Regions from separate parts of the Homo sapiens genome. Here region 2 is linked to region 1. Evidence: read pairs that join two places in POLR2A ChIA-PET (ENCODE). Cell type or tissue: PC-3. All regions are shown on one strand.

Region 1 (2,500 bases):
TGGTCTGGTACAAGTCTCAACTGCATTCAATTTAACCCTTGATTCTTCCTTTTGTAGAGATAGAATTCTCCCTGCAACCTCCTGAAGAGCTGGCCTTCCCTCCTTCTCCATCACAGTAGTTCCAAAGTCTGGCTAAACAAAATCACCTGGGAACTTCTTAAAATACAAATTTCCAGGTTCTATCACATATGTAATAAATTTAGATTCTTGAGGAATGGGACTCAAAATAGTATTTTGTAAGTTCCCTTGGGAGTTTGATGATCACCCCATGTGCCTTCTGGGCCCCTCTTGTGGGCTCTTGCTCTCCAGCCCTGGCACCTGTGTACCTTGCTTAGAATCAGGTCATCTGGGCTGCTGGACCCTGGCCACATTGTATGGTAGCCTCGATTTTTATGTTTGAACTCAAATTCTGATCCTGTGAAACTTGGTAATCAGGGGCCACTCTTTGCCCCATTGGCCTGATTTCTCATGCTCATTCATTGGAGCCTGGGTTTCTAACTAGGAAGGCAGCTAGCGTGTTGCAGGGAGACTATCAGAGGAGTCAGGTGTGCTAAGTTTCATTTCTACTTTAGCGTCTGTGTAACCTTGATCAACTTGTTTCTCACCTTTCTGAACTACAGTTGCCTATCTCCAGAGTTTGTTAGGAAGGTTGTTTTTAGAACACATCAAGCTTTGTTCCATCTTAGGGCCTTTTAATCATGCTATTCCCTCTGCCTGGAGCACACTTCTCCTAAGTCTTTGCATGGCTTCCTTCTTTTTTGTCATTTGGATCAATGACAAAATGGTCAAATGTTATCTCCTTGGAAAGGTTTTTTCCCTGACCATTGAAAGCTGCCTCACTTCACAGTCCACATTGCATTGCTTGCTACCTGATCCTGTTCCAGCCTTTCACCTAGGGTTATTTTCATGCTAGGATTCACCACTATCTGAAATTCTTTTTCTTTTCTCTTTTTCTTGCTTACTGGGTTTTCTACACAAGAACTTAAGCTTTATGAGAGTAGGGACTTTCCTGACATGTAGTAGGTGCTCACTAACTACTTGTTGAATGACTACCTTTCCAAGTTGTTATATAAATATATGATGTTAGTGTGAACCCTGGTTCCCAAGGGATTCATTTGTTTTCCTAATTGTTCTTTTCTGACCTCACAGATGTTGCTGTTTTTATGACAATGATTCATTGCTGAGATATTACTGCAATTTGGAACAAAGTGCTGCTCTCAACTGATGAGAAATAAAATCTGTAGCTTTCTATGTGAATGCCTCCTGTCGTTTTCAGAGAGCTTGCAAAAACTTGTTTCAGTTGCATCTGTCATGTGGGTGTATAATCTGTGATAGAATGGATCGATTAAACATGAAAGTATCGTAACATAAATGAGACTGATTTGGGGAAACTCCTGTTTCCTACCTTTTTTGAGTTCTACCGGGGTGGTTTTTGGTAGTGTCATGGGGACTAGGGAAATGTGTATCACTTTGTAAGAAAGGCAGGCCATAGGCTGGGCACAGTGGCTCATGCCTGTTATCCCGGCACTTTGGAAGGCTGAGGCAGGTAGATCACTTGAGGACAGGAGTTCAAGACCAGCCTGACCAACACGGTGAAACCTCATCTCTACTAAAAATACAAAAATTAGCTGCGTGTGGTGGTGAGTGCCTGTAATCCTAGCTACTTGGGAGGCTGAGGCAGGAGAATTGCTTGAACCTAGGAGGTGGAGGTTACAGTGAGCTGAGATCGTGCCATAGCACTCCAGCCTGGGTGACAGAGCGAGACTCCGTCTCAAAACAAAAACAAGAAACAAAAAGAAAGGCATGCCAGAAACGCATGTTGGATATGTTCGTCCTGTCTGATCTCACCAGATACACGGGGTAGGTTTGACTGACAGTGAAGTAATTTTTGCAGATCCATTGCCTGGAAGGCCAATAAAGTTGGCAGTGAAAGCTTTCATCCTGTATTTGCAATAGCCCCTCTTCAGGATGGTGTTGAAGAATTTATCAAGCACAGAGTCTTTTTGGTGCTAACACAGTACTAGGCCTAGGCTAGTGAGTCTAAAATGTGGTTCCAGCCCCACAGCTTATAGTCTAATGCAGTCATCCAAAGGCAGGACTGAATTGTGCAGCAGAATCCTGCCAGGCCTCCTGAAATGGGCTGGCTTTTATAATGATTGTATGTTCCAATTTTCCTTGATAGTGATTTTCAAACTGCTTTGTTTCAGGGCAGTACAGTGGTATGAATATTTGTCTTCCTCAAATTCATATGTTGAAATCCTCACCCCAAGGGGTGATGGTATTAGGAGGTGAGGCCTTTAGGAGATGATTAGGCCATGGTGGCTCTGCCCTTATCAATGAGATTAGTGCCTTTATAAAAGAGGCCAGAGAGGGACCTCTGACTCTCTTCACTAAGTGACGGGTTAGTGAAAAGGCAGCCTCTGGGGAAGCAGGCCTTCACCAGACACCAAATCTGCAAGCACCTTGATCTTGGACTTCCTAGCCCCCAGAACTGTGAGAA
Region 2 (2,500 bases), 150 kb after region 1:
TTTTATTCTATTCTAAAAATTGTATAAAATGGTAACCTCAGCAGATAGAGAAATGTAAAGATTAGCACAGGGCAGGGGCCAGCACTCATTTTGAGCCTGAGCATGTGCCCTGGAAAAGAGAGGAAGGAAGAAGGAGACTTAAAAATGACAATGAAAACCGTCTGGGCCATAGTGGGAACAGTTTAGTATAAGGTTCTATATAACCTCATTTGGGGGCCACTCAGGGCTAGGCTTGCCAAAGACTATCAAGCCCAGGGTGAAGTCTAAGTCAAACATGCTGGGGAATCCCTCAGCATTCTTATGTTTGAAAGCTTGCCATTTTCAAAAGATAACCAATGAGAAAACTGATGTGTGTTTGTGCACAATATATAATAGTTCATAATCTATGAAGTCACATAGAGGATAGGTAAAGTCAGTGCTAAATAGGGCCAGCATTTCTAGTGGACTAGTCATGATTTTAGCCAGTTCTTTCATGTGCAGATGAGGAAACTGAAGCCCAGAAGGATCTTCTCCTTTTAAAGGATTTGCCAAGCACAAAATAAAAGGGGTTATGTCCCAAACGACCAAGAAGCTACAGATCCAATTCCAACATAATTGATACCACCATAGTATAAAATTCTCTTTACACACACACACACACACACACACACCCTAAGCCCTAACCACAATTCTTCCTATTTCTGACAGTATTCACTGCTGCAAAATCTACAACGAGACGATTTATAGCAGCTCTTGAAGTTTACAGTAATGAAATACAAACTATAAATCTCAAATTCTCAAAAAAATAAAGTGTCTTGTCACTAGCGAAGCATATCAAGCTTCCTCGGGGCCTTCTTGCCAGACCCTGAGACCCAGTTGTGAGCAGATCAAGCTTCTCCTAACTGTCCTTCATGCTGAGGAGGGACTGTGGGTGAAGGAGGAGGGGCTTATGCAGCAGAGAAAAACAAGAAAAGGAAAGTAGAGGTACATCACTGCTGTGACCCATCTACATGGTACATTCGTACTCTGCTTTTAAAGGTACAAACAGCTTTATAGCAATCACAAAAATTTTAAAATTAATTTTTTTTTTTTTGAGACGGATTCTCGCTCTGTCGCCCGGGCTGCTGGAGTGCAGTGCCGCGATTTTGGCTCACTGCCAAGCTCCGCCTCCCGGGTTCACGCCATTCTCCTGCCTCAGCCTCCCGAGTAGCTGGGACTACAGGCGCCCGCCACCACGCCTGGCTAATACACACACACTACTATTTTCTGTTGAATTGTAATTTATTTTCTTTTCCTAGAGTTCATCTGAATTTCTAGCTCAAGCGCATTTCCACACAATAGGAGGGGTTTTAGTTTTAGTTTTGGCACTTCCTGATAAATGTGGCCAAATTCAGTGATTTCTCATTATTTCCCTTCTATATTCAGCATCAGGGTTCTACTCCTGCCTCCTCTCCCTCCACATCCCGTCCTTGATCTTAATGCTATGGGGCCCTGGATCTTTGGAAAGGGGCTTCCAGACACTGATGTTGATCTCCCTCCGGCCTGTTCTGGCATCTGCTTAACGTAGCTTGGGGACGTCAGCCTTCACCTTTCAGGCCTGCCTCTCTACCACTTCTCCTCTGCTCCTGCCACATCGCATAGCTGCTGAACGACATGCTCCACATTTCTCTGGAGTTCACCTGAAAGCAAGGCACAGATCCTCCTGGCTCTCATATCCTCACATTGAAAAGAGAGTGGGGTCTATCCTGTTTTTCCCCGAACTCAGCTTGAGGCCAAAGGACTGATTCCTTGCCCTGAGTCTTGCTCTTATTTCTCTACACTCCTGCCTCAGCTTAGAGAATCTCTCCAGTTCCCCAAATCTAAAAGAAGTTGATGTTTTTGTGTCCTGCTTCCCTTGTGAGAGTGCCACCCCGGGAGCAATGCCTGCTTCGTTTCTCCGGTCACAGAGTGGGGGAAGTTAACACATTTAAAGGGAAAAATGATTTAATGTTTTATAGCATTGGCCTGCCACATTTTTATTCTCTTATAACATTGCATTGGGGCCATTTTAACACAGTACCAGAAGTATTGTGCTACTGAGCCTTCATAGCGGTCATTTTTAGTGGCTACAAGGTGATCATTCCATTGACTGGCTCAACATAATTTAACCATTCCTTTATTATTGGACATTTATTTCCAATTTTTAGCTATTATACGTAGCACTGCCATAAGAGTTAGTGAATTTTGAAGAAAAACTTTTAACAAGAAGCCTGAGAATGCTGTTTGGTAGAAATTGCTTTGAACTAATGTGGATGAAGTGATTGCTGGCATGATGGGTAGTTATCCGGGGCTTAGTGCCCACTAGCCCCAAAAGCAAGATTGCTTTTAAGATCATAAATATTTTATACACTAGGGGCTCAGATTCTTACCCTAAGCTGAATGCTATCATTTCCACAACCCCCATGTTGTGAGGATTCAGTATTTCCGAAGGACGTTGGATTCCTCAGCAGCTGGAACTCTTGTCCTCTGTGGATTGGATCAA

What was found. ChIA-PET counts read pairs that join two places held together with the same protein. Peaks named below come from ENCODE experiments on the same cell type or tissue, not always from the same donor. Only the 100,000 strongest peaks of a DNase experiment are listed, where the experiment ranks them.
Region 2: POLR2A ChIA-PET joins it to region 1 with 6 read pairs; 4 of 35 experiments call an interaction of 5 or more read pairs at or near these places.

What each region holds. Positions count from the first base shown.
Region 1 is chr3:171,800,720-171,803,219 of GRCh38, reverse strand. The region is part of intron 1 of PLD1 (phospholipase D1); the gene reads left to right. Among named protein-coding and RNA genes, the nearest start is that of PLD1, 8.5 kb to the left of the region's middle. In PC-3, no CTCF peak of the experiment used is centred here; a DNase peak (open chromatin) is centred at 1,139; H3K27ac peaks cover 2,500 bases.
Region 2 is chr3:171,649,474-171,651,973 of GRCh38, reverse strand. The region is part of intron 21 of PLD1 (phospholipase D1); the gene reads left to right. Among named protein-coding and RNA genes, the nearest start is that of PLD1, 160 kb to the left of the region's middle. In PC-3, no CTCF peak of the experiment used is centred here; no DNase peak of the experiment used is centred here.